Regions from separate parts of the Homo sapiens genome. Here region 1 is linked to region 2. A link is a loop called in an ENCODE intact Hi-C map of the cell type or tissue named here. Cell type or tissue: heart right ventricle. All regions are shown on one strand. Links, peaks and the distances in the headings refer to the core of each region. The heading gives the core; the rest is flanking DNA.

Region 1 (15,355 bases), core at 4,619-12,618, 160 kb before region 2:
ATGCAAAGACATTTCTTGTCCGTTTCCCTCTGGAAGCTAAACTATTGAGAAGGTACATTTTCTTGAGCATGTAAGTTACTAATCACTCACCTTCCTAGAATCAGGCCAAGACTGTTCAGAGCAAAGAACACATCCAGACTTTTATGCAACCCTGTGATGCTGTAAAAACCTTGCAGCCAAGGTGAGAGTGAGAGTAACTGTTTCTATTTTGGCAAAAGTAAGCTTCCAAAAGGCCTTTGTCTCACACTGTATGGAGTTCTTGGCTGTCTTCCATTCACAGTGTTTGTCGGCTGGGACAAGACTGGGTGCTGAGCAAGAGAAACAGTACAACTTTTCTGGTGCTGCTATAAAGCACTGGGCAGTACTACGACTCCAATAGGAATGGGACAGCAATCCAGAAGTTGCTCCTCTTCATATAGAGAGACCAAGCACACAAATACCTGAGACAGGATATGGAGCTGTCAAAGGTGTCGGAAGCCTTCCAACATATCCTCTCATTTCTAAAACCAATTACGAAGCTCCCCCTCCTTCAGTGAGTAGGAAAGGAGGTTCTTACTACCTCAAATGACCTACTCTAAAGGATACAAAGACAGATGCTTACCTGGACAGAAAAATTTCGAAACTATTGTTCACTAACCAATTGAGATCAGTGTGATTCTTCAGAGAGTCCCTAAATTAACTGTACTTGCCAACATTTAAGAAGCAATGAAGATAATTACAACTAGATATTCACATATACTCAAAACTGAGCTTGGACTAGTGTGTGACCTGACCAGCACAGTGTAGCTATGACACAGCTGGCTAAGACTAGGGCTGCAGTTCATGACCACAAAAGCCAGTGAAACCACCTTGCCCTAAGACATCACATGGGTGACCTTCCCTTATTAGCAGCCACACCTTCATCTAGCCACAAAACCAATCAGACACTGGTTGACGTTCTGATGCAAATTCAGACTCAGATGACCATAGACTCTGCTTTGCTTTACATTTCTTTCATATCTCCTTCAATGCCCAGCACTGTTTGATCACACACACATACATAAAAAGGTTGGCAGACTGATGTTTTTCTTTTTGAAACAAATTTCTTTAATAAATGTTCATTCAAAATGATTTATAATTCTGCTCTCAGAGATAACCTGTTAACATTTAGATGTTTTTCTATGCATATACAAACTTATTTTCTATATGTATGTATGCATGTATTTCTGTGTGCTGACAAAACACGGAATCACATGACACCTGATGTTTTGGAGCCTGTTTTTATTTCATTCAAATACCTATTCTGAGCATTTTTCCCTATCTATAAACGTAGACCTAGACTGCTGTTTTTAATGGCATTTTTTCTACTATGGTTTATTATACTTCACCAATCATCAATGCTATAAATTGACACACTGAGATACATCTATATTTGAAGCTATGGAAATATGTAAATATGTTCACAATATATTTTTTTCTTTTTTTTTTTTGAGATGGAGTCTCACTCTGTTGCCAGGCTGGAGTGCAGTGGCACGATCTCGGCTCACTGCAACCTCCGACTCCAAGCAATTCTCCTGCCTCAGCCTCCCAAGTAGGTGGGATTACAGGCACGTGCCACCACACGCAGCTAATTTTTGTATTTTTTTTTTTTAGTAGAGATGGGGTTTCACCGTGTTGGCCAGGATGGTGTCGAACTCCTGACCTCGTGATCTGTCTGCCTCAGCCTCCCAAAATGCTGGGATTACAGGCGTGAGCCACTACGCCCAGCCCACAATAGATTTTTGAGTTAAAAAATATAGGCCGCGCGCAGTGGCTCACGCCTGTAATCCCAGCACTTTGGGAGGCTGAGGCAGGCGGATCAGGAGGTCAGGAGATCGAGACCATCCTGGCTAAAACGGTGAAACCCCATCTCTACTAAAAATACAAAAAATTAGCCAGGCGTTGTGGTGGGCACCTGTAGTCTCAGTTACTTGGGAGGATGAGGCAGGAGAATGGTGTGAACCCGGGAGGCGGAGCTTTCAGTGAGCCAAGATCACGCCACTGCACTCCAGCCTGGGTGACAGAGTGAGACTCCGTCTCAAAAAAAAAAAAAAAAAAGGCCCCCAGTGTCTTTTTTTTTCTCTGTGTCACAAACAGAAAAGCACCCCCAAAATCTTATAGTTCCATTTTGAAATACCATATGTACATGTGCACGCACACACACACACGCATATATACACACACACATTCAGGTTGTTACCAGTTTACTTTGCTTTTTAAGAATAGTGTTGTGATAAACATCATGTTATCTATACCTTTTCACATATGCTGGATCATTTCCTTAAAATAATTTCCTCAAAGTAGAATAGCCAGATCAGAAATCTCTTTATTCTTCTGCTTCAAAACTTTTTAACATATATTCCCAAATTGCTCTCAGGAAAGGTTGTACCAATTTGTATTTCATCAGTATGTCTGAAAGGATTAAATTTACTTATCATTCCTTTGATTACTTTGAGAAAGCAGCTTGCACCCGATGAAAAGCTAGCTCACAATTGATGCTAATGCTGTTTCTTGTCCTTTTTATGTTTGTAAGATATTTATGCCTTTGGACAAACATGTCAATAATCTACACAGATATTATTCTAAAGAATAACCATTTAGGCCAGGTGCGGTGGCTCACACTTGTAATCCCAGCACTTTGGGAGGCCGAGGCGGGTGGATCACAAAGTCAGGAAATCGAGACCATCCTGGCTAACATGTTGAAACCCCGCCTCTACTAAATAATACAAAAAATTAGCTGGGCATGGTGACGCATGCCTATAGTCTCAGCTACTCAGGAGGCTGAGGCAGGAGAACGGTGTGAACCTGGGAGGTGGAGGTTGCAGTGAGCCCAGATCGAGCCACTGCACCCCAGCCTGGGCAATAGAGTGAAACTCTGTCTCAAAAATAAATAAATAAATAAATAAATAAATAAAGAATAACCATTTAATCATGGTATTAATCATGCTTTTTATTCTTCTCATAGCTCTAATAATTATGAACAAATTAATTTGCATACCATATTTAATTGTTCAAGTAAGTAACTATTAGTTTTAAAAATGTGCTAATTAATACTTAATGAGCCTTGGGCTTCTCCTAAGACACTTTCTTTAATATCATTTTAATCAATTTCTGTTTCTGGCCCGGAAGGTTTAAGTAAAACCCCCAAGTTGACATCATAATGCCATGTATATTTACGGTTAAAAATTATACATAAGAGATATTTGTACATCCGTGTTCATTGATGTATTATTCACAATAGCCAAGATGTAAAAGGAACCTAAATGTCCATCAATGAATGAATGGAAAAAGAAAATGTGGTATGTAGTACCCAAAAAAACTAAAAAAAAAAAACTAAAAAAAGAGAAAACATGGTATGTATATGTGTATACACACACAATGAAATGTTATTCAGCCTTAAAAAAGAAGGGAATCCTGTCATACGCTACAACGTGGATGAATCTTGAAGACATTATGCTAAGTAAAAGAATCTAATGACAAAATCATTTCACTCAACATGAGGTAATGAAACTCACAGAAAGTAGAATGGTGATTGTCAGAGGCTGGATGGGAAAGAGGAAAACAGGGAGTTGTTCAATGAGTACGGTTTCAGTCATGCAATATAAAAAAGTTCTGGAGGGCCGGGCGTGGTGGCTCACACCTGTAATCCCAGCACTTTGGGAGGCCAAGGCAGGCGGATCACGAGGTCAGAAGATCGAGACCATCCTGGCTAACACGGTGAAACCCCGTCTCTATTAAAAATACAAAAAAATTAGCTGGGCGTGGTGGTGGGCACCTGTAGTCCCAGCTACTTGGGAGGCTGAGGCAGGAGAATGGCGTGAACCCGGGAGGCGGAGCTTGCAATGAGCCGAGATTGAGCCACTGCACTCCAGCCTGGGGGACAGAGCGAGACTCCGTCTCAAAAAAAAAAAAAAAAAGTTCTGGAGATCTGTGGTACAGTATGCATATAGTTAACAATACTGTGCTGTATACATAAAAATTGTTAAGAGGATACATTTACATGTTTTCTACCTAAATGATAAAAAAAAGGTGATACACAATTATAAGAGCAACTAACTTTTGACTTTTTTTTTTTTTTTGAGATGGAGTTTCACCCTTGTTGCCCAGGCTGGAGTGCAATGGCCACGATCTTGGCTCACTGCAACCTCCGCCTCCTGGGTTCAAGTGATTCTCCTACCTCAGCCTCCTGAGTAGCTGGGATTACAGGCATGCGCAACCACGCACAGCTAATTTTTTGTATTTTTAGTAGAGATGGGGTTTCTCCACGGTGGTCAGGCTGGTCTCGAACTCCCAATCTCAGGTGATTCATCCATCTCAGCCTCCCATAGTGCTGGGATTATGGGTGTGAGCCACCACACCCGGCCTTTTATTGACCTTTTATCATGGGTCAGGCATTGCTTTAAGTGCTTTATGTTATCTCATTTATCCCTCCCAACCATATGACCTGTGTCTCCTCATCATCACCATTTACAGAAGAAACCAAGGCACAAAAAATGTTAGGAAATTTGTTCATAATTGCAGAGGTACTGAGTAGTAAGCTGGGATTCAAACCCATGGAGTATGATTTAAGAACCTCACTATACTATGCTGCCTTTCTTATTTATGTTATGCTGATTCCCTTTTAAAGCAAACATATCTAAAGCAAATTTATTTAAATCATATCTCTTTTCTAAAGCAAACGTAGAAATGTGTCCAGTTTCCACCAGATGTATATAAAGACAAATTTCATTCACCTTGCTCCAAGATCATTCTCTTTCTTGAGAAGGAAAGGAAAGTTTGAAAAAAAATTATTGTCTGTAAGCAAATGTTTGTTACTTATTGTTAAAGTGAAAGTGTGAGTATGTATACAGATAACATCAAAGGATCAGCCATGACCCCAGATAGAAAGCTCAACTGGCTAAATAAAGATAGGTCTGCTTCATTTTCAATTGTGTGTTTTAACTTTTATTTGTTAGTACTTATAAGAAATTATTTGTATATCAGGGCCCCGTTCTCCTAACGTGTCTGTATCTTATGTGTCCTGATTACTAAAATGAAATAATTAGTCAAAGGCAATCTCTAAGTTTCCTTTACAACTTTGAGGTTATAAACATCTAACTTGTCTCTGTCTTCAAATGTATAATTTGTTTTGTTTGGCCCAGGATCTCACATGGTTGGTTTACTGTGCATATCTTATACAGACCTTACTGTCACATATTCATTAAGTATTTTTCCCCTGGCTGCCACCATCTCAGATGGATGGATTGAAGTCTTTCATCATCTCACACAAAGTTACTGCTGGGAGTCCCTCATATACCTACAGACAAACAAACAAACCACAGGCCACGGAGTGAGGGAAGAGAATAAAACTGGTCACCAGACAGCTGCAGCAACCAAGCTGAGTTCTGAATCTTAATTGGTTACACTGACCCTTTTTTTTTTTTTTTAAAGATTTGTGTATACGAGAGTATATAGCAGTGCAGCAGCAATAATGCTGGAATGCCTTATCTGACTGATAAGTATGTAAACTAAAAAGAAAACGAAGAGTCAATTCTGTCGTGGGGGAGGACGGTAGAGTGGAAAGGGGCTTTGGAAGTCCTCTGACCTGGTAAAAATATTATCTCCACAATCAGGCAGCTGTGTGATCTTGGCTAAGTTACCCAAACTCTTTGAACATTGATTTCCTCATCAGTGGAATGGAGATAAGACTACATCTGGTGCACAGGAAGCATTTACTGCGTGTTCATTTTCCTCTAAGATTCCAGAAGAATATTCCCCTAGGAGCAGCTTAGAAAGCAACATGATGATAACCAGGGTACTTATGCTACTATCAGTAATAAGTTAACACAATGAAAGAAAGTCTGTATTGTAATAATACACTAAGATCAGACTTATATGATATTGAAAAAGCAAGCATAGGCCGGGCGTGGTGGCTCACGCCTGTAATCCCAGCACTTTGGGAGGCCGAGGGTGGGCAGATCACAAGGTCAGGAGATCAAGACCATCCTGGCTAACACAGTGAAACCCTGTCTCTACTAAAAATACAAAAAATTAGCTGGGCGTGGTGGCGGGCGCCTGTAGTCCCAGCTACTTGGGAGGCTGAGGCAGGAGAATGGTGTGAACCTGGGAGGCGGAGCTTGCAGTGAGCCGAGATCGAGCCACTGCACTCCAGCTGGGCGACAGAGCAAGACTCCGTCTCAAAAAAAAAAAAAAAACCAAAGCAAGCATAATATGAATTAAGCAAACATGTCATCTGTGGTAGTCACATTTGTAGACACCTGTCAGGTTTCCTGGGAGTCTTCTGAAAAACACCTATCATAGAAATAAAATTAAAATAGCATTACCAGTAACAGTGTTGAAAGGACAAAATAATAATTACAGAAATCATTCCTGTATTATTAATAACACAGGAATTAGTAACAACCCATACAAGTGCTCCTACTATCCAAACCTCTAGAACAAACGTCAGGATACTGCATGTGTTGTTAGGTGCTAAACCCATTACTTAATAAAAGTACAAGGGAGGGTAAAGGATGGGCATTTCCAAGATTGTTACGCCCAAGAACACCTTATTAAGATATTTCTTTCATTAAGAATTGAGGAGAGGCCGGGCGTGGTGGCTCACGCCTGTAATCTCAGCTCTCAGGGAGGCAAGAGGTGGGAGGATAGCTTGAGCCCAGGAGTTCAAGACCTGCCTGGGCAATATAGCGAGACCCCGTTCTCCAGAAAAAGGAAAAAAAAAAAAAAAAGATTGAGGTAATTGGGATGACGTCTAGGCCTAAGTGCAGGAAAACTTTTCTTTTGAGATGGTGCTTATGAATAGTAGGAGACTGGTGAAGAGACCTGATAATAACTTTTCAAACATAGTTTCATCGGAGTCAGTAAGTACTTGTTGGCTGGGTATGGTGGCTCACGCCTGTAATCCCAGCACTTTTGGAGGCGAAGGTGGGTGGATCACAAGGTCAGGAGTTCAAGACCGTCCTCACCACTATGGTGAAAACCCCATCTCTACTAAAAATACAAAAATTAGCCTGGCGTGGTGGTGTGCGCCTGTAGTCCCAGCTACTCAGGAGGCTGAGGCAGGGGAATCGCTTGAACCCGGGAGGCAGACGTTGCAGTGAGCTGAGATTGCGCCACTGTACTCCAGACTGGTCAACAGAGTGAGACTCCATCGCAAAAAAAAAAAAAAAATACTTGTTGAATGTATACATTGCAAGTTAGAATTTATGTAATAGTACTTACAGTTGCTGTTTATTGAATGCCTTATTAGCAGCAGGAGGCAGCATATAGCATAATAGCCATGAGCTTGGATGCTGCAGGCTGACAGACCTGGGTTCAAATCCCAGTTCTACCATTTATTACTTATGTGACACAGAGAAAGTTATCTAACTGATACTATGCTTTTTCATCTGTGAAATGAGGCTAATAAGAGGGCAGCTGTAAAGATCCACTGAGATAATACAAAAAAATGGCCACTTTGGTGCTTGACATATGGTAATATCAATATCACATCCTGAGAACTACAATCATGATAATACACAGGTATATATCATCATCTTCAAATTAGAGATAAGGAAAATGAGGTTTTAAAAGTTTGAATAACCTGTCTTAAGTCACGGACTAGACAGGGCCAAGACTTAAGCTGTGGGTTATCTGACTCCAAAGCCTGTCTAGAGTGGCCTATTTCCAAAACAACCGAATGCAGTATTATTTCATGTATTTTCTATGTATTTTCATTAAATAAGAATAAAAGTTTGGCTTGGCAAAATCTACTAAATCAAGTGGTCCTAGGAAAATCAATAATAACTAAAAGCTAGACACTAAGTATGAGTTCCTGCTAAAAGTCAAGTGGGAAAATAAAATAGAACAAAAGAACCAACCAAACAAAAAAACAACGAAGCAATAGGTTATGACATTAAGTTCCGGAGTCAATATGCTCTGGAACTTAAACACACACACACACACACACACACACACACACACACACACACACACACACTCCTCCCCTCTCATGTCCCCAGTCCAACCTTCCTCTCTGATACGCCATTATAAAGATGTATCAAGACACCTCCTGCATGGCTAGACTGTTTGCCTGCTCTTTGTGCCACGCTGAGGAGCTAGCATGTTATTGCCAGCTGCTTGGAAAAAGACAGGGTGCCTGCTGAATTTCTCTTTCTTTCCCCTCCCCTCCTCCACAACACAAACACACAGCAGCTGAAGGCTTGGCGAAACAGAATTCATTCCTGCAGGAGGAGGCAGAATTTTTTTAGACACGTGCAATGAACTTTTAGGAGCAAAATAACAAGACATGGTTCGGTTTATATGGGAATCCTTTCCACACCTGTGGGATTGTGTATATACACACACAGCATTAGCAAAAAGCTTGTTACACACTGCACTCAAGATGTTACCAGCAAACTGAAAGACCTCTTGATGTGAACAATGAGCTGCTGCCAGTCCTGCCTGTTATAGGAACATTAGTTTCTGCTAGGATTATTGAATCCAGATTAGTTTGGTAAACTTGGACATGGTGGGAAGGGAAAAGTAAAGAACAGATGGGGCAGAAGGATGAGAGAAATTTAGGACGCACAGTTTTCTCCTACCTTGAGTTATTTACTAATGTTGAAAATTAAGTCTACTAAAAATTGAAGGGGTTTCGAAAGAGACCGGAACCAGTGAAGAATTAAGATGTATTTAAAATCTCTCCTTTCTCCCATGATTGTTAAAGGAAACTTCGGCAATTCTGTGTTGGCCATCAATATGTCCTTAATTTTTCTGCTTTTGGGGCTCTTTTTCACTGTGGATGAGGCAGAGAAGAGAGTGGGAGGGAAGGAAGCAGGGAGTGGGTTGGGAGCAGAAGTTTAACAAAGGATCACTTTAACAGAAACTACTGAGTAATCGCTCTGTCCTGCGCCAAGAATAACATCAGCTCAATGTCTGCAATTAGAATCAGGTCAGTCAGGCCTCACAGCCGGTGCAGCCCTCCTCACAGACCCCAGCATGGAGAGCTACTCATGCTGATGTCACCAGTAGTCACTGTTACCCAAGAAAGTCCCCGACTCAGCTGAAAGAAAAGTTTTCTTTTGCCTTCTCCTTCAGGGGCAGGAAGACAGCAGGAGAAGAAAGACAGAATTAGAAGACATGCATTGGGCTGTATCAATATATAACAGATTTGTTTGATCATTCCTAACTCTTGAGATTCAGTACTTCCCACAACCATCCTGAAATTTTTTTTTTGCTTTTTTTTTTTTTTTGGAGACAGTCTCAATCTGTCACTCAGGCTGCAGTGGAGGGGCATGATCTTGGCTCACTGCAACCTCCGCCTCCCGGGTTCAAGTGATTCTCCTACCTCAGCCTCCTGAGTAGCTGGGATTATAGGCATGCGCCACCACGCCCGGCTAATTTTTGTATTTTTAGTAGAGACGGGGTTTCACCATATTGGTCAGGCTGGTCTCGAACTCCTGACCTTGTGATCCACCTGCCTTGGCCTCCCAAAGTGCTGGGATTACAGGCATAAGCCACCACGCCCGGCCCTGAAATTCATTTTTAAATGAGTTAATGTGTATAGAGAACCCTGAATAGTGCTTGGAACACAGCAAGTGCTTAAGTGGTGGCTATTATTATTAAAACAAAAAGGGAGGATTCTGCCTATTCATTAGGTTATTCCAAACCTAATGAATCAGAAATGGGATGGAGGAACAATTGTTTTAACAAGCCCTTCAAATGGTTCTGTTACTCTAGTCTATGGGTCTGCACACTAGGACCTATAGGCCAAATCCAGCCCATTGCCTGTTTTTGTACATAAAGTTTTGTTGAAAGACCGCCACACTCATTCATTTACATATTGTTTATGGCTGTTTTCACTCTACCATGGCAGAGCTGAGTAGTTGCAACAGAGATGCTATGGCCTGCAAAGCCTAAAATATTTACTATCTGGCTATTTACAGAAAAAGTTTGCTGACCTCTGCTCTGACTTAAAACAATGTTTTTCAAACTGCTGTTTTTACCATCAGTGTGTAAAAGCTCATTGTTTCAATTTTGTCTTATTTTGTTTATTATGCTCTCTATCATATGGACTGGATCACGCCAAGTTTCTTGTATCTCTGTTCCTGAAAACTTCCGCCACTGGCTCTGGGTGACTTTCCTCTCTCACTCCCATGTCACAGGATCAGTCTTTTGCAGGAGTGGATTAAGTATATGACAATTGCTACATTTATGAGTGCAATGCTATACTGAGATGAAGATCAAAGCTCATTCCCCATGAATACTGAGAGATGTCCATTTCCAAACTCATATCCTGAATCAGAGTTTAAGCAGAAATTAACACCTTCAATAAGTTGGATATCTAAGTGTTCTGACTGGAGGCCGAAAAGAATGGAGAACTTCCTATGTACACAATGAGAGAAAGGCTGCATGAACTTTCCCCAGACATTATTAGGAGATTACTATGTGAAAGATGCTGTTCATAAACATAATATGATATAAGATAAATATAAGGCCTCCTTTAACATCGCATTCCATAAACAGGCCTCTTTTATGGATGAATGCTAGGTAAATCAGATTTCAATTCTATCTACTGCTTTCAAACAGGCAGTTAACCACACTGTGAGTTATACCAATGGCTCCCTACACTTTAGAGAAATGAATCCAAGTGCAAGGAGTTCATTGGAAAAGTACCATTGCTATCTAAAGGGTAACCCCAGGACAGAAATACAGAATACTGAGAATGTAAACCATGCTTCAATCAACAATTTAGTGATAATTATAATGGTCAGATCTAGCACAGCTAAGCTACAAAGGTATAAAATCTACTAGGGCTTTGCTTCCACTGTGGAATGATTCTAAGTACCCTCTAAAATAAAGTGCTCTAAGTTTCTACATATTCTTCCTGTTAGAATATTTAATATCTTATTTGTTATCTTATTAGTTATAAACTCTTGAAGCTAATGGAATTTAGTTACTTTAGCTCTCTCCTACAGTCCCAGAAACTTCACCCTTACTCATTTTTACCTAAATCAGCTGTGGTTTAGAAGAACGGGTTCGGGGTGTTGGGGAGAAGAAATAATGTTACACACATATATACAATTATGATGAATGATTTTCTGTTTGCTCTCCAGGAGAACGAGATAACTCCCTTCTTGGGAGTTCTGCCTCCTCGCTAAAACAGATATTCTGACAGATTCTAAAAAACATAATTTCCATATACTTCATAATTCAGTGAAACTAAACCAGTATAATCCTCAGTGAAAAGAAATTCCACACAAGAATAGTAGTACAGTACTTTGAATTTTCAAAGGAATGTGAGTTGCTGGAAGCTAATCAAAACTATGAGAAGGACTTAAAAATGAAGCAGTTTCTAAAAGTGAAAATCAACAAAACTGCCTCTCCTTCCCCAGTCATCCTCCATTTCAAGGTATTGAAGCATAGTTTAAAAGGTACCAACTGTCTAGATTCATTAGAGCCAGAGAGTTTTTTTTTCTGACTTGTATTTTAGGCTCAGGGGTGCATGCTCAGGTTTGTTATGAAGGTAAATGGCGTGTTGCGGGGGTTTGGTGCACACATTATTCTGTGGCCCAGGTAATGAGCCAAGGACCTGAGAAGTAGTTTTTTGATCTTCAGGCTATACAGTGATACTTCCACTATCCAGTATCTGATTAAGTTGGCATTCTCAAGTACTCTGAATGACAGGGAGTTTAAAGTTTAAAAAGCTTTAAGAAATTTAAGAACACAGATTAAAAAAAAAAAACAACAACTAAGACACACATTTGTATCTGGAATTGTGAAAATGCAAACTGGCTTAAATGTGTCTACTATCCTCAAGACCTCAAGATTTTCTAAATGAAGAAAATTTTACATGACAGAAAGTGATGTGATTACAATGAGATGCTATATTCTATGCTTTCCAGATTAAGAGATTTTATTTTTCTCCAGTAAAAATGGTCTAAAGAACTACTTTGCAAATGCCGGCACTTACAATTTCTCAATTATGATGAATTAATATAATGTACAGAGTATACTACCGCAGGTAAAGATGATCAATTGATGAACTATGTTGAAATAATAAAATGACATTTTATTATGGGTGGTAGTTGAAAAGATAAGACAGACTATAATAATAATTGTTTTACTTAGAGGAAAAAACCTTTGGGAAATGTTGCTTTAGTCTTTGAGTAAATAATTTTGCACAAACTCATACACACTATGTACTACATTTTTATAAGAAAAAAATGATCAGGAGATCAAACTGATAAAAAGTTATTTCTTCACATAACCAAATGTCAGAAAAGCTTATAGAATCAGTACTAATTCATTCCAATAACCCCACTGTAGAACACAGTAACTATTCTAATGATGATCCTGAGTCACCAAGAAAAATTTAACTCCTGAATTTTCGGTGAGGTCATCCTTTCTCTACAATTGGGGCCATACTAATATATTAGTGCTATATACTTATATAGCTCCCTCACTCAGTAGTTTCTGGCATTTTATAGACAGTGAGTAGCGAATCAACATCTCCCTACACATAAGTTGCACAACAGCAAGGATTTTTGTGTGTACAGTCACCTTATAGCCCCACTGTTTAAAACAGTGCCTAGTACACAGTAGAATCACAGTAAACATTTGTTGAATGAATAGCTATCATTTATAGATGACCTGCATGCTAACATATGTCCATTTCCCACCAGAAGAACTTGCAACTTATTTATTCCTTGAAAATCTTGTTAGATAATGAGTAATATCACGCACATATGCCAAGTATATCAAGGCAAGAAAGTAGAACATTTAGAAATAAAGATGCTTAAAATACAAGCTTTCAGGTATCTTAGAATCAGACCCTATGGGAGGTTATAAACTAAGATCATACAACAGAAAGGGTAAACACCACAATAGAGATTTTTGTATAGAAGCATTCAAATGAAAAAAAAACATGTCAAACACTGGTTAAGCATCACTTTCAAGCAAAGCCAGTGTTATGGCTCCAGAACAGTTTTTCCTCAAGAGTAGACTCCCCATGAGCTGTCCAAGCCAGGATGGCACGGGGTTGGAAAACTAATCCTACATTTCTCATTCACTGACCTTTTTTTTTTTTTTTTTTTTTTTACCAACAGCAGGAAGATATAACACATGGAAAAGACTTATCTTGAATTACCTGGTGCCGGGCTCGACTCTGGTCCAGGAGCTGCCGGGACTGAAGTTTTTGTTGTTCAAGTTGCTGCAGGGCAAATTGAAGCTGATAGCTGCCTGCTGTGGGGTGATACTTGTGCTGGGGGACCACCCCTGTAGCCTGGCTGTACACGTTGTTTTCTACTTCTCCTTCCCAGGCAAATCCCCCTGTCTGCAGGCTCCTGAAGAGAAAAGCAAGCAGGTTTCTTAGAGTGAGTGGCTGTATGAACAATCTAGAGGAAAGGAGAGAAATATCTCAGGTATTTTTCCAATATGGAACCAAGCACAGTTTGGAATTACAAATCTACTTGTGTGATATTATCTCACTCCCCCACTAAACCGTAGCTCCATGATGACAAGGACAGGGTCTGTTTTGCACTCTCTTCTTTTCCTAGCACGTATCATAAGGCCTGGCACACAGTCAATGTACAATAAATATTAGCTGGATGTAAAACAACTGAAATAGCAATTTCATTCCCCTGTGATTGCCAGAAGACCTACAAGAAGAGTCCAGAGAGCTTCCAATGCAGGATGGGGGGCTAACTTAAGGCAGGAACAGATGCATGATCATTTTCTCTAACATCAACTTCAAAAGGAAAAGGGTTCATCACACAGAATTTGTTTTCTCTCAACCACCCATCAGTTAAATATCTAAATATTTTTTAGAAGTTGTTTATATTTGAGCTTATGTCCCTATGACTGGGTAACATAAATGGTGTGGGAAGACACTTTTTTTCATTATTCCAAATTTACCTCACAGGGTCCCCACTGAGGCTGACAATCTGTACACCTGAGGAAGGCGAAGGGCCGGTGGCCTTTTTGAGTAGTCAGTACCTATGCTATGTTATAGTATTTGTTAAATACTTTGACTATCTTCCTTGCCCAAATTATTTATTTATTTAGAGACAGGGTCTCAATCTGTAGCCCAGAATGGAGTGCAGTGGTGCAATCACAGCTCACCGTAGCCTCAACCTCCCCATGCTCAGGTGATCCTCCCACCTCAGCCTCCTGAGAAGCTGGGATTCTAGGTGTGTGCCATCATGCCTGGCTAATTTTTATATATTTTTTTTGTAGAGACGGGGGTTTAACCATGTTGCCCTGACTGGTCTCAAACTCCTGGGCTCAAGCGATCTGCCCACCTCAGCCTCCCAAAGTGCTTGGATTGCAGGCGTGAGCCACTGCACCCAGCTCCAAATTCTAGATTCTGGTGACCATGTCTGTGTACTTCCTAGCAGAAGTCTTTACAACTATAGCCTCCTACATTTCCCCTCTCAGATCACTTTTCCCAGTAGAAAAGACCCCATTTATACTACTTCATTCCCATTTGGCTATTATTAAAACAAAATACCTGACGATAACAAGGGTCGCTGAGGATGTGGAAAAACTGGAACCCTTGTGCAATGCTGGTGGGAAAGTAAAATGGTACAGTTACTCTGGAAAACACTTTAGGGGTTCCTCAAAAAGTGAAACACAAAATAACCAAATGATCCAGCAATTTTTCTTGTAGATATATACAGAAAAGAATTGAAATCAAAACTAATAACCGTACACCAATGTTCATAGCAGCATTGTACAAAATAGGCAAAAGGTGAAAACAACCCAAATGTCCATCAACAGATGAATCTACATACAATATTACTCAGGCTTAAAGAGAAAGGAAATTCTGACATATGCTGCAGCACATGTACAGAACCTTGAAGACATTATGCTAAGTGAAATAAGTCAGTCACGAAAGAACAAATATTATATGATGCCACTTATGTGAGGTACCTGGAATAGGCAAATTTTAGAGACAGAAAGTAGAATGGTGATTATCAAGGGCTATGGAATTAGGGAATAGGAAGTCATTTTTCAGTGAGTACAGAGCTTCAGTTTGGCATAATGACAAAGTTCTGGAGACAGATGGTGGCTAATAGTTGCAAAACAGTATAAATGTACTAAATACCACTGAATTGTACACTTTAAAATGGTTAAAATGGTAAATTTTATGCTAAATATATTTTAGTATGATTTTCTAAAGGTCTCATTTCTTTTGAGAACAGTCTTGTCAGTCCTTCCATCTCCTTAACACTTTTGGTTATTCTTCTTGGGACCATCTTTAATTACACTGTATTTCTTTTCCTTTTTAGGTACAGTGACAGGAAAATTGTACATAGAAGAAACATAAGACTTTCATAATGAACAACCTTGCTCC
Region 2 (15,355 bases), core at 3,785-11,784:
CGAGGCAGGAGGATTGCTTGAGCCCAGGAGTTTGAGACCAGCCTAGGCAACACTGCAAGACCCTATCTCTACAAAAAATTAAAAAATTAAGCAGGCGTGGTAGTGTGCACCTGTAGTCCCAGCTACTTGGGAGGCCAAGGTGAGAAGACTGCTTGAGCCCAGGAGACAGAGGCTGCAGTGAGCTGTGATCGCACCACTACACTCCAGCCTAGGCAACAGAAACACCGACTGAGTGCCCACACAGTGCCTGGTACTATAGCATTCAATGAAAAAAAAAATAAGCAAAAAGAAAAAATGACAGCACAGCTATATGTAGGCTTAGAGCTGACATCCATAGAAAGAATAGAACTGATCCATAATACTCATTTAAAAAGAATGATAATGACAGCATTAACAGCAGACAAAGCAAAACGGCATAAATATGGGCACAGTGCAAGAGACTTAGTCCTGAATTTGAAATGAAGGCAAAAGAGGAATTAAACATGGAGCCCACTGAAAACAGGGTAGCAATTTGATATCCCGGACTGTTGTCAAAAGAAGACCAAAGTATAAAATACATGTGCCTCTGAAGGAAGTAACCAGGGAAAGAGAGAACTTTCCAGTGATGCTCAATATCAACAAAAGGATGCTCAGTATCAACAAAAGGACACTCAAGGCGAATGGTTATGGTAGATATCAACCCCTGTTTACATACCACTGTAACCATATCACCCTTCACTAGAGTGGTTTTCCCAAGAGGCATATCCAAGTGTGTGAAAAAAAAAAGAAGGCCACAAGTTTATTTTCATATGACTTACAAATTATTTACATATGCTTACTCAGACTATGAAGTCAACATGAATTTTCACCACATTAAAGGTCAGCATTAAAAAACTTTCCTCTTCTCTGTTTCTTCTCATCCACCCACTATCTCCACTCCCTAATTCCCTGTACCAGAAATATACAAGAGCCAAAGAAAGAATAGTGAAAAGAAAAAAAACCCCAAACCCAAAAAACTAAAATAAACAAACATGAGGCTAGGAAAAAGGATGTGGACAAAGAGAAAATGATGACTAGGCTAAAAGACAAGAGTTTGATGAGCATTATTATGTCTGTGCTTGAGAAGGACCCCAGATTTTCTAGAAACTTCCAACTTCCAGTAGTTATCACTTAACTTCTAGCCATGTCACACCCCAGTGCCCTGGTGAGTAACCCTTGCCTATGCATCCCAATCTTCCTCTAATAGATTGTCCAAGCAAGTTGCAGACTGTCATTCTCTGAATTCTTGTGAGATGCAAAGGGGCCCCGTGCTGGCTGCCTGCCTCAGCCAGACATTACCTCAAGGTGACATCCCTCCTGTCATCCTCTCCCCTCAAAGAACAATGAATTAGAAGGAGGGGAAAGCTTCTGCTTCAGAAAAAGAGGCTTTTCATCTCTTGTAGTTACTACAAGTACTTGATCTAACTTGGTCAACATGAAAAGCCTGACAAAAGTCTGTGGTGAGCTGGAATCGGGTACCAACACATTTGTCATTCCTATATTCTTTTTTTCAAGAGGGCTGCACATCTAAAAAAAAAAAAAATCATGTTTCTTCTTCCTAATCTTCCTTTTCACTGGAGCATTTTATTCTGAACCCCAGCAAGGATAAGATTTCTAATATCAAAGCGTGGAATTCTAAACTGAGTGTATGAAGCAGAAGCAGCAAAAATTAAAGTGAAACAAAAAAGCTTAAAGGAAAAGTTCCCCTGAAGGGTGAAAGTGCTCCACTCCATATCTCCCTCAGTCTAGTGGGGAACATACACTATGGAGAGAAAAGGTGTGCATGTTCATCTTTCCTCCTACCCCAGTAAGAGCTTATAGCTCTCACTAAAATCCATAGTAAATAAGCCATCATCATCATCTGACCACTATTTTCTTTTTTATTGTCTAGACCACAGGTCACATTAGTCTTGAATGTGACCTACTGGTCAAGTTCTGATTAACCTACAAAAGCTTTGTTTTTTCTTTTAAACTTTAATTACCTGAACAACATATAAAAATCAGACCTTCCTTCTTGCAGCCCAGGGGTAGCCAGGGCCCACATGAGGAAGATGGTGAGTTACAAAAAAAAAAAAAAAAAAAAAAGGAAGATGGTGAGTAGGGTGGGAAGTCAGCCAGAAGCACAAGGAGGTTTTCTAAGCAGGGAGGCCACCAAATAAGGGTATAAATCCATATAAAAACGGCATCTGAATGGGACAGTGGCCCAGTGGGGTCAGGAAACTGGCCACATACAAAGGAATTGAGCAAATAAATAAATATGTTAAAGATACTGCGAGCCAGATTTCCTGCTGTTGGAAAAGAGATTTTAAAATATGAAAAGCAAAAAACAAGAAGGAACTCTGTAGTTTTGAACTAGAATTGTGCGTACTAGTATAAACTTCTATTTTTCAACAATACATTAGAGACAGATATAGAAATACAGATGTACAAGTGTATATGTACATAAATACATAATTTCCTAACTCTGCTCATGGCCAGGGTCTGAAAGCAGAAATGCCCCAAAACAATGAGCGTATCTAGCACCCAGATATTGATTTCTAAATATTATACTCCAAGAAAAAGCAACCAGTGCTCCTTGGAGAAATGGTTGATTCCAGGGATAGAATAGAGAAAGAACAAGATGAGCCTGAAACATCTTGTGCTCAAAGAATGATAAAGACATGTCAAAAGGACACAAAGCCAGCTTGAGAGGTCTCCCACTGGCCAAATCTGGGACAATTTGAGCATCAAAATAAATCATGATAGTAAAGAATTATAACCCATTAAATAAAACAGGAACGCTTGAGTCTGCATTGGTATAAATAAATAGATGAATAAATAAACGAGAAGATAAAGCTCTTCCTCACAGAAAAATGCCAAGAAATAAAAGTTATGATGGAATTAAAAAATCATCATTTGGCAACTATTACAGCAATAATTCATTAAGGCAAGAAAAATCAATAGATTTTTCTTAAAAATGAGAAATGAGATGAAGAATGAAATTTTACATGATTTAAAGTATCTCCTTATAAAATACTTACTAATTACAAAGGGTAAGACCAAATAATTTTACAGTGGAGGAATCTAGCAGATGACCTAAAGCAAATGGTCAAACACCACTAAATGACTAGCATGTGCCATCACATATAATGCAATGACAAGAATTAGTATCACTTTTGTGGTATTCTGGCCCCAAATGCATTACCTAGGTCTCTTCATGAGAAAATATCAGACAAGCCCAAACTGAGGGACAATCCACAAAATGACTGGCCTGTAATCTTCAAAAATGCTGAGATCATGAAAGTCAAAGAAAGACTAAGGAACTGTTTCAGACTGAAGGAGACTACGGAGACCCGACGGCTAAATACAACATGTGATCCTTGATTGGATCCTTTTGTAATTAAAAAAAAAAAAAATCTTAGGACAATTGGCAGAATTGGAATGAGATCTCTAGACATAGGGTAAAAGGTAATTTTTCATATAATTCTTACAGCTCTGACAACTCTATAAGTTCAAAACGGTTTCAAAATTAAAAGTGTAAAAAAGTGCTTTGTTTCACAGTAAAAATCTACATGTTCAAGCCTCACTTAACAAACCAGATCTGGCAATACCAGTATCAGCTGCTGGCACTAAATAGTAAATGCCTTTAGATGAGACATGTACTCTCCATTCTCCAGTCTCCACTCTTCCTTCAGTGAATGTACTTGTGAGCATTTATGTTAGTGACCTTTGATTTAGACCATCACATATTATCAAATTTCATCTTCTCTAGGTCTGAAGTTTCAACACCATTTCTCTATTAACAATAACCTAAAAGAGCACTATTTACTAGGTACCCCAGGACCAAGTTTGCACATACAACCATTCGTCACTTAACAATGGGGATATGCTCTGAGAAATGCATTGATAGGCCAATTTCATCGTTGTGTGAACATCATAGAGCGTATTTACACAAACCTGGATGGTATAGCCTACTACACACCTAGGATAGATAATACAGCTTCTTGCTTGTAGGCTACAAACCTGTACAGCATTGTACTATACTGAATACTGTAGGCAACTGGAACACAATGGTAAGTATTTGTGTATCTAAACATAGAAAAAGTAATACATTGTGTTATGATGTTACAATGTCACTAGGCGACAGAAATTTTTCAGCTCCATTACAATCTTATGGGATACCATAGTATATGTGGTCCTTCCTTGCCCATTGTTATAAAGCACATGACTACATGACCACACTTATCCTAATGTAGACCAAAATTTACACGATGGAGTCAGTCTTGTATCTCCCTCTTAATGAGATCAAGATTTAGGAAAGTTCTCACGACAGACCTTTAAGGCTTTGACCTTTAAGCTAACAAAAGGTGGGAGAGTTCCTACTTTCTTTGTTAAATTTGAAACCCTAGGTACTATTTTGCAGCCTATTGATGAATATAGAACTATTTGCCGCCCCCTCCCCCCTTTTTAACCACAATGAAAACAAATATGAATTGTTTTGGACAATATCTTTATTTTGACAATAAATTTTTAAATCACAAGTTACATTTCCTTTTCGCTTTCTAATGTTTCTCACTGAGAATCAAGATAGTGATCAAGATAATTTGATCAAGAGAATCAAGATAATTTGTCTAAAAGTCTGAATGTCTGTGTGGAGAAAAGATTTCAATGTTTGGCATATGGTAGGGACTTGGCAAACATTAACTGAAACTGCACTGGAGTTGCTTGCTCCAAGATCTTTACCAATATGGAACCAAAACAAGAAGGAAAGCAGAGAGTTAGTGGGATCTTTTAAACTCTCTTCCCCTATTCAAAAACCAGTTTGTTCTTCTAAGAATATGACCCCACATGTTCTTTTTTTTTTTTTTTGTCCTGCTGTTTTCTTAAAAACTTTTTTTTGATACCAATATCTTCTTATGGTCAGAGTCACAGGCATTCTAGATGTAGAAGCTTAACATCCTCTTTGGTAGTTATATTTTCTGACAAACATTCACTACAAATGTACCAAGAAAAGAGAAGGCCAGCCTCGACCTCGCTGTGGCACATGAGTTATCCTTCAACAGGTGTAGGCATTTTGAGTCAGAGAGGCCTGGACAATGAAGAGACAGCACCTCAGGCAGCCTTGCCAGGAGCCACTGGGTTTCATCCTGGCCTGACCCAGAAAAATCTTATGGAAGAGAACAAGAGGCCCAAGAGCTCTCTGATCTGCTGTCAACCAGCTGCAGCCGGGAGACTGCCAAAGCGCTGCAGTGACTAGGCAGCGCCCTACAGAGCCGTCTGGGAGGGGATTACCAGCCTGATCCCTTGTCTTTAGAGCCAGAAATGACTCAAACTTCACAAACAGCAAGGGCCTGCCAGGGAGGGTGACAATGAGCACTGGAAAGGGTTTTCTCCCCCTTGTTGGTGTCTCTTCCCCCCTACTTGCTGCTGTGGCAGATTCTGGACAGTGTGCAGCCTGTGAGGTAATCTGAATTCCTTGGCAACCAGCAAGTACCTGAATTCTTTCAAAACCACAGGAATCCAGCAGAGAAAAGGTAAATATCCCTGCAGAGCCAGTGTTAATTAGCAAGGAAGGCTACTGAAGAAGGAACTGGGGGTGGGGAGAAAGGGAAAGGCACTACAAATGTTTTGGGGTCTTTTCTGAATTTCCACTGAATAATATGGCTGAGGCAGAAAAAAGGCCATTCCAACCGGGACCTTCCCAGAATCCTCTCTTCCCACCTCCGCCGCATGGGTGGAACTCAGCTCCCTGGATGGATACTTGCATGCCCCCCAAGTTGCTAGAGCTGCCTATCTTTGGGTCTCTGGCAACATATTTAGTTTTTAACTCCATTTTGTTTTAATTTTTTTGAAATTTTTATTTTTCCTGTTTCAGTGAAAATCTGGCTATTAGCTTCATCTCAGAAAGGGCTCTGTCAACTCATCTAAACCCAATACTGGATCCACCTAAAGCTGTAAAATCCAGGACAAAATCTTTTTGGAGTCCACCCCTGACAGGAAAAAGAATCTGCACCATTTTGGTAGAGCATAGCACCCCTCTGTGGAAACTGAGTGTCCCCTGGTGGTGCAAAACAGCAACACGCAAGTAAAATTCAAAAGCACAGGGGACCTCTGAGGGCTACTGTGGGAATCACAAAAAGCTGCACCCAAATACCAGGGGGACAATTGCAACACTTCTTCAATACTATACCCACACATGAGAAAACAGTGAGAGCTCTCCCACTTCTTATGTTAATAAAACAATAAGGACAACTGAAAACACTCATCTATACAGAAACTAGGGTTTTCACGAATTTAATTTTGTGTTAAAAAATTTTACACAAAATAACTTATATCACAAAACTGTCTTGTGAAATGAATTTAATCTTTCTGTCGCCTAGTATTAATTTGAGGTCCAAAACAGAAGTGATAGGGTGTAAGGGAATTCATTTCTAAAGAAGGAAATGAATTGTATTTGCCTCCTGTTCCGTCTCTTTAGGAAAGATTATGGTTTTTCTTGTTGAGCCTCAACGTAACCCAATAATCTCATCCCAAACTGATGATCTTCAGTTATGTCTACATAAATTACATGTGGCCCAAGATAACTAAAAGCTGCAGATCTGGAGATGCTACAGACTATCGACATAGTTGAACAGACTCTGAGGGTTACAACAAAGCAAGTGAATGTCAAGATACATAATTAGTGAAGACACAAGAACTTAGGCACATTGAAATTACTGCACGGAACAATGTGCCCTCGCAGGACTCCCGCAAACAGTGCATCATATTGCCATGCGTTATGCTTTTGTAAAGCTTTGATAAAGCTTTTATATTCACCTACACTTTCAGGTAAACCTAACCAAAGCCCTGAAAATTCATGTGGCTTTCTGGTTCTACTTGGTCTGAGTTTTTTAAAAGCTGTTTTTCTAATTATTCTGTGAAAAAACATCCATTGTGTGTGTGTGTGTGTGTGTGTGTGTGTGTGTGTGTGTATAAATTTTTTTGTTTCTGCTGGAAGCAAAAGGGTTATACTTAATTCAGTAGATTCTGACTTCCAACACACAACCAGTAGCCAAAGCACTTGCATATTTGTAGTAAATTCTATAATAAACATTGGTACTGTTGTTCTCATGTTGTGCTCTGAACCAGAAAGGTCTTAAAATTATGCCAAATTTTACCCATAGAGAGGGCTGTTAATATTGTAGGTGAAAATATCTTTGGAATATTAAGCAAAACATATTGCTATGATGTCCTTGAGAAACAGTGAAGCACAACCTCCATCTCTTTTCTCTATTCCCAAAGTCCAATTTTTGGCAGGACATAATCAGTTTCTAAAACTTGACACAGGAGAGAAGTGAAGGTGAGGATGAGCAGAGGAAGGAGAATGATGAAACTCATAACACAAAAGAGAGAAAGCTCAGAAGTCTCAAATTATAAAGCTGAAAATCCTCAGAACCTTGCATATCTGAGAAGTCAGGACTGTATTTTACCATCATTTTGTTTTAAATAATATAGGGAATAGGCTTTTTCTTGGTCTTTTTTTTTTTTTTTTTTTTTTTTTTTAATGAGATGGGGTCTCACAATGTTGCCCAAACTGGTCTTGAACTCCTGGCCTCAGGCAATCCTCCCGTCTCGGCCTCCCAAAGTGCTAGGATTACAGGTGTGAGCCACCACGCCTGGCCAGGAATAGGCTTTTATACCTAATTTTGTATAGTGATACTTCAAAACGTGAGAGCACGTGTGTCTACAAATATTATCGACAATTTCTTTCCTATAAAAACCTGATTAGAGCTAGTAGTCAGCTCATGTTCAGATGCCTGGTCCAGCCCTTTATCTAATAACTGCGAGATGTTTCAGTTCTTCCCTTTCTCAATTTTCAAGGAAGAGGCCAGAACTAGGGAGTTTTGGTAGTCTCCAATGTTCCCAGGGCTCAAACTCAAAATCTCAGTTAAGAATATGACAGGACTTATAAATGCTGTGACTGCCACCTAGAGGCGAACGGAACACAGAGCTCCACCAGCGAGGTTTGGTTAGTCTGCTCTCACTGATTTCAAGTCATAGGATACATGTGAAAAAAACTAAGTCTCTAAAATCATTAAAAGACCATTCTAAAATAATAGTTGTCAGAGTACAATAATATCTGTCAAAGCACCTGTACATAAATAGGTAGCCTTCTTTTATCCATGGTATTTCCCATCTTCCAATTGCATTTTCTAAAATACAGAAACATACACAGACCAGGCTTTTTTAGCTTGTCGTGACCACTCACAGATGCAAATCACCTCCTAAACTGCTATGCTTTATAACAAGCTTGTCCAACCTGAGGCCCACAGGCTGCATACAGCCCAGGACAGCTTTGAATGTGGCCCAACACAAATTTATAAAGTTTCTCAAAATATTATGAGTTTTTTGCAATTTTTTTTAAGCTCATCAGCTATTGTTAGTGTATTTTAGGTATGGCCCAAGACAATTCTTCTTCCAATGTGGCCCAGGGAAGCCAAAAGATTGGACACCCCTGCTCTATATCAAAGGCACTACGCATAAAAAGAACTTCAGGGCAAACTAGTTGGCTAATACAAAAATTTAGTTTTGTTGGGGGGAAGAACACAGCATAGTAGTTACATACTTATTTTAAACAATTTAAAGGGTTTACAAAAACAATTACCTGTAAAATTCTGTGGCTAGAGGAAACAAAACTTCAAAATATAACAACTTGAACTTAATCTTGTAAGTCACATTACCTTAAAACTTAGAAAGCACCTCAACAGGCCAGGTGTGGTGGCTCACACCTGTAATCCCAGCACTTTGGGAGGCTGAGGCAGGCGGATCACGAGGTCAGGAGATCGAGACCATCCTGGCTAACACAGTGAAACCTCGTCTCTACTAAAAATACAAAACATTAGCCAGGCATGGTGGGGGGCACCTGTTGTCCCAGCTACTCAGGAGGCTGAGGCAGGAGAATGGCGTGAACCTGGAGGCAGAGCTTGCAGTGAGCCGAGATCACGCCATCTCAAAAACAAACAAAAAAAAGCACCTTAACAAAAAGAGAACAATGTATGTACAACCACTGTAAAGTAACTTGCATGTTAAGGAAAAAAAAAAAAACCCTCAATTAATACCTTCCAAATATGAGAGGGCATGAAATTGTCTGAGCCCTGAGCTCTGGAGTCAGATCCATGAGGTCAAATCCCCATTCCACTTCTCCCACCTCTAAATCTGTTTCCTCAACTGCAAAAATGCATCAACTAAAAGGTTGTTGCGAGGATGAAAATAAATGCCTGGCATATAATAGGCAAATACAGGTAGGATTTTATTTTTCTTTCTACATCTATCCTGAAGAATAACAGCAAATTATCTTAATATCCTAGGAGCTTCATAACAATTGTCACTGCAGGAAAATACCATATGATCCTGGATCAGTGCTGGGGAAGATGTTTACACACCTTATGTGTGGACATGCAGTGAGACTACAGACAAATAAGCCTAATTTCTGAAGTTCTTTTTAGGCATACTGGCTTTGATGTTATAGAGCACAGCAGTTGAGGAGGTGGATTGCATCTGTAAGCAGTAATGACAAGTAAAAATAGCATGATCTGATTTAATAAACTTGTTAATGGATCCACTCTTAATATACCCACCCTTAATATACCCACCCAACCCCTTCACCCCCAAACAGCTTCTTACCTAGCCAATCCTTCTTCATAGAGATAGATGACAAGAGGATCATAGGAAGTCACGAGCACATAGAGGCGCACGTCAAACTTGAAATCTAAAAAAAAAAAGTTTGTATTCACAAAAAAAAACTAAGTTCATTTGTTTCCTGTTACAGAATAAACAACGAAACCAAGAAACATGAAAGAAAGAACATTCCTACACTCCACATGAAACACACACTGCTCACACACCTTGACTTCGGAGGATAACTAATAATTATACTATATAATTGTACCGTATACATATTATGTATATAGTACATAATAAAAACCGTATAATGTATATATACATTAATATAACTGTAATGTATATATAATGCATATGTGTGTCATTTTCATATATATTAATTACTGCACAATTTTCATACATATACTACTATATAACCTATAAAGCACTTTCTCTTATATTGTCTCATTTCACCTTCAGATAAATCCCGTGAGATAGGTAAGGAACCTGCTGCCTTTCTGGAGCCACACATGTCAAGAATTTCACAACAGTATAATAAAGACTTACTAGAGAAGGCTATGAAAAGCTTAAAAAGTTGAGCAAAAATCTGGCCCAATTTGGTCAAGGGCCTAATCACAACTCACCATCTATGAGCAGGGGGTTGTTAATGTAACGGGAGACCAAAATGTTCTCTTCCAGGGAGATCTGGTTTGGCTATTGAGTAAAGAGAAAGAATGAAAGAATAGAAATACACAGGAATCCTAATTTACAATAAGGGAGCAAAGTTCTTAACCTTTAAAGAAATGGTAAGGTGGAAAACTAAAATTCTGGTTAAAGTTTCCTCCAAGGTACCCATATATTCAGTTGGCCATATAATATCACTTCTATAACACTATAGGCATCCAATTACGATGCAGGAAAAATAAATTTACACAGTACCTCTCACATAATAAATAATAAATAAATAAATAAATAAATAAATAAGCCTAATAGCCTTAAAGATGTATATACATGATATTAAATAGTTACCTGCCAAGAAAATAAGAGCCACTTTAAAAATAAATGAAAACTTGCTTTCTCCCTGAAGTATAATGGAAATTTAAAAATACTACTACTATTCTTAAATGAAGGCTTTCATTAACATGTTTGGAGAACTTACAGATCCACAATGGATCCTAGCATTTTCTCTGTAAAATGAGATAGGTGTTTAATTGATTCACTTAAGGGTATTTGCTAAGCAACTGTATGCAAAGAGTGAATAAGGTCTTTAAAAGATTTCTTCAATGAAAAACAGTTGTTTATACAATAAATAGAAAAGTACTGTGGACACTGCATATGGCACTGGGGATACCATGATGAACATAACACATATAATCTCTGCCTGGCAGATTTAAGATTCAGTAAATCCCTATCCCTGAAAAGTTTAATATTTAGGTAGAGGAACAGCAAAATATAGAATTTAAAAGAACACAAAGCAGCATTTCTATAAATACAAGATGCCAGGTTACAAAGTTAAAGTGCAGACCAATCAGGTGGGACCAGTCAGGGAAGACTTGTCCCAGAAGAGTAGATGCAGAAATGAGTGAAGGCTGGGAAGCACATGGTGGAGAAGAAAGGAGCCCATCATCGGAAGATGGCACGCACCAAGCCCAGTAGAAAGGAGGGTGGGCCGATTCACAGACCTGGGGCTAAAAGACTGAACTGGGAAATTATGAAAGACATGGTTAAACAATGAGGAGGGAGGTACCCTACTGACAAAGGGATTTGAACCCCTGGCAAAGGGAGTTTATATTTAGCATGGTGGGAAGCAGGAAATTATTGTGGATTCTAGATTAAGGAAACAGCAAGATTAAAATATCTGGGAGAAAAAAAAAAACCTTCACATGTGATTAGATAAAGCTGGAAGTCACCACAATCCATGTAGGACAAAAGGGCTCCAAAAGGGAAGTGGTAGTGATAATAATTAGGTTGATAATAGCTACAGTAAAGGCAACAGAAATAACCATCAACATTTGCAGACACAAAATTTAACAAATGTACTAAACACGTGGATGTGCCAAGTGCTGTTCTAAGTCTGTTCACAGGATTATTTCATTTAATCCTCACCCAACCCCATGAGGCAGGTATATCACCATCCACATTTTATAGATTAAAAAAGAATCAGAGTGGGTTAGGGACCTGCTCAAAGTCACGGAGCTAATAAGCAATAGAGCAGCAACGGAATCCAGGGAGTCTTCCTCACAGGCTTCGCTTTTAGGCTTTATTCTTACCTCTTCCCAATATTCTGCTCTCAAATTTAATTGTCCCCCAAATTCAAAAGTTTGTCTTTATAACAATGCATTTCCTACCCTCAATACTACTACTGTTTTTCATATGATAATTTTGTGACCTATAACATTATACACAACCAGTATGAGCAGCTCTGAAGTCAGAATGAGAGTCCTCTCTCAGTTCCCACTGCTGCTATCTCAAAGTCAGAACACAGCTTTCACAACCCATCTCTACGCATCATAGGAACACAATGACATCATTACTGATTCATCCCTAATGAACTTCATCATCCATACCATTTCCTGACTCCCTTACATTTCTTGATCAGCTTCTCGTAAGTACTATCTCCATTTTGAATCTGCTCAATGAGAATTGATGCAATCACTATACAGCTGCAGGCTATGTTGTAAACGTAAAATCAAACAATCACAGCTCTCTTCCTACTGAGTAGAACCTATAGGCTACAATAAATATCTACTCACCCAACTTTTCTCCACAGCAGAGAATATGCTGATAGTGGTCATCATTCCATGACACATCTAACGCCCATGCCCATTTCCTCTCCTCCCTTGCTCACCATACACATTTATCCTTTGAGTTACACGTAACATAAACCCTTACAATATTTAGGTAACTTTACTATGTGTTCTATTGTCTTTATCCCTCACTTCTATCCGCATTGGGAATTAAACTGTAGACTCCCAGAAGAAAAGAAAGGTTTGGATATAGTTTCTTTGCACAGCGTTACAGACTGAAGAGCAACTAAGAAAAACTTTTTGATATCTTCAAGCCTGTTTCCTTTCATCAATCCCCAGTTAACTCATTTCAAATTATTCCAATTCAAAGCTCAAACTGCCTCCCAAAGAATGCTGAAGTAGGAATCTGAATTGTTGGGAAAGTTGGAAACACATCTTTCTTTTCTAAGACAGCATCTCATTTCTTCGCCCAGGCTGGAGTCCAATGGTGTTATTTCAGCTCACTGCAACCTCCACTTCCTAGGTTCAAGCAACTGCCCTGCCTCAGCCTCCCCAGTAGTTGGGATTACAGACACGTACCACCATACCCAGCTAATTTTTGTATTTTTAGTAGAGATGGGGTTTCACCATGTTGCCCAGGCTGGTCTCAAACTCCTGGCCTCAAGTGATATGCCCGCCTCAGCCTCCCAAAGTGCTGGGATTACAGGCATGAGCCACTGCGCCTGGCTGGAAAGGTATCTTTCTAAATGGACCTTAAGGTTAAAGCTCATGGTATCTGTTAAGTCATTGTAAAGGAGAATGATATAGTGGTTAAGAGTGTCTATGCTGGAATCATCTGGACCTGAGTTACAACCTTGACTCTACCACTTATTAAGGAAATAATAACTACCTCATAGGGTTCATATATGGATTAAGTGAGATTATGTTTAGAAAGGACAGTGGTAGGCTCAATAAACATTAGTTATTATTACTGCAAACTTAACAGAATATATGTGGTTCTAATTACAAAGTCCCACAGCTCAACAGCATTCATCACTACCTGCTGCATGCCATTCTACTCAGAGTACTGAGTGGTACTATTATGAAAATTGGAGATACATAATAATTAGGAGAATTTCTCAAAAGCTTTTAAGGAGTGACAACACAGTAGGCACTCCTGAAATACTTGTTGAGCAATGAGAAAAACAAAGGGAACCTAAGATAAAAACACATAAACAAACAGAAACAAGAGAGTACAGAATTATATTCACGAATATAGGAGGGACTAGAGTGACCTAACACTCTCCTAACATGTGAAAGTCTCAGAGAATGTATCAATACTGTATTTCCCATGGATCATGTGTGAGACAAGAATGAGTAAACTTGACTTCCATAATCAAATTCATACCTTAATCAGAAAACACCCATTCTTTCCCCTCCTTGCTTTGAATATACTAAATTGGGAAAATATGGCATTTAGTCATGGTTACTGAAGGAGTGGAGCAAACACAGCTTTGTTCCTTTATGCTGTATTTCTAAAGAGCACATCCTTATGAGACCACGTTAGCCAACCGAGATGTTTCCATCTGTGGTCCACACTTCTCTTTTCAGTGTTACATAAAAGTGATGCTTTTGCTATCCTTTATCTCGTTCTCGTAATGGTAAAAGTTGCTATTTGCAGAGAGTTTCCAAAAGGTTATGACTACTATAGGGAAGTTTTAGTAAGTGGCCCTCTCACTCCAGTGGGAAGAGAGGGGAAGATATTTTCATTTGGCCCTCACACCAACTCCATCCCCACTGCCTAAATCCCTCACTCACTCACATTAGTTCTGCTCCCAGACCCTCTGCCTCAGCATTCCCTCTCCTCACCCTCCTGCTTAAATCTAAAAGGAAAGCAGGCAGCAGCCTTGGAAAGAGTTACTTCATCCAGTTGGCTAATGGGTCACATATTCCATGGGAAAGGATCCAGGCATGGAAAAGAGGGGATGGTTATGCCTTTTGTGTAAGGAGAGAGAAGAGTATTAACAACATGGTTTGCAGGTCTGGGTAAAAGGTGGTAAAATTCCAGTTTTGGGGTAAAACAGGAGTATTTTCCCATTATGTCCGCATGTTGCCAGCTCCCCTCATGCCTCCTGGCATCCTCCCAGGCTTCTGTCTGGCACTTCCACTAAATACCTAAAAGAATCAGACTCATTCCAAAGCTTCACAAAGAGGGAGGGGGAAGGCAAAAGGTCCTGCCAAGTACTTTGATCTATGCAGGGGGTCTCAAAGGATTCAGCCCAGGGAGAGGTGGGAGGGAGAAAAAGACTCTTACATAGCCTGCCAAACACATTCTCTAAGACATGTCACCCCACTGAGATTCGGCATCCAGGGAAGAGTTAGGGCGCAGGGTTCTCGGCTCCACCAAGGAAAGTTTAACTTTTCTATCCTTTATGATGCTAGCTTTAAAATAACAAATCACTAGGGCAAAAAAGCATTCCAAAAGAAAAAAGTCCCAGATGAGCTGGGAATAGATCCTATTCTTTTTGACTCATATCTAAGAAAATAAAAAGCAAACTTGTACCATAGCTGACTTTCAATAGCAATTCCATTTGGCAGCTAAAACCTAAACCCAAACTAGTGCCGTCTATGAGATTCAAACAACACTGGAGCTCCTGGCACAGAGCTGAAGGAAAAGCTGTTGGAGAGGGGCCTTCAACACCAACGTCAGAGCAGAGACAAGAGGAGACAGAGCCAAGGCATATGACCATGGCCTTATGTCACAGGAGACTCAGGGTAAAAGGCCTCCAGAGTGGCCTAGGCCAGGTAACAGAAGTTGCAGCCAATGCCTGGGGCTGTAGCAGTTGCTCTATCAAAACCAGATCCTATATTTCTTTGGCATGAAGGGTCTGGCCATCATTGTTTACGGTACTGTTTTGAGTCCAGACTGAATTTAAGGACTTTCCAATGTGAAAGATCCCTCAGAAAGTTAGTTTCTACACATATGGCAAACA

The links. Hi-C counts contacts between places; a loop is a spot of excess contacts. Peaks named below come from ENCODE experiments on the same cell type or tissue, not always from the same donor. Only the 100,000 strongest peaks of a DNase experiment are listed, where the experiment ranks them.
Region 1: a loop joins it to region 2, with 2.2 times the contacts of the local background. A loop is called at or near these places in 10 of 110 quality-filtered maps.

What each region holds. Positions count from the first base shown.
Region 1 is chr14:75,861,655-75,877,009 of GRCh38, reverse strand. It overlaps TTLL5 (tubulin tyrosine ligase like 5), which reads right to left. Exons shown (of 32, transcript NM_015072.5): 29 at 13,148-13,343. Among named protein-coding and RNA genes, the nearest start is that of TGFB3, 110 kb to the left of the region's middle. RefSeq lists a silencer at 904-993 and an enhancer at 12,964-13,468. In heart right ventricle, for the core only: no CTCF peak of the experiment used is centred there; DNase peaks (open chromatin) are centred at 8,137 and 8,959; H3K4me3 peaks cover 1,288 bases; H3K27ac peaks cover 4,493 bases.
Region 2 is chr14:75,702,013-75,717,367 of GRCh38, reverse strand. It overlaps TTLL5 (tubulin tyrosine ligase like 5), which reads right to left. Exons shown (of 32, transcript NM_015072.5): 8 at 10,281-10,350; 9 at 9,661-9,745. Among named protein-coding and RNA genes, the nearest start is that of TTLL5, 48 kb to the right of the region's middle. RefSeq lists an enhancer at 5,380-5,489. In heart right ventricle, for the core only: CTCF peaks have their summits at 6,065 (motif pointing left) and 7,968 (motif pointing left); DNase peaks (open chromatin) are centred at 5,227 and 7,957; H3K27ac peaks cover 1,981 bases.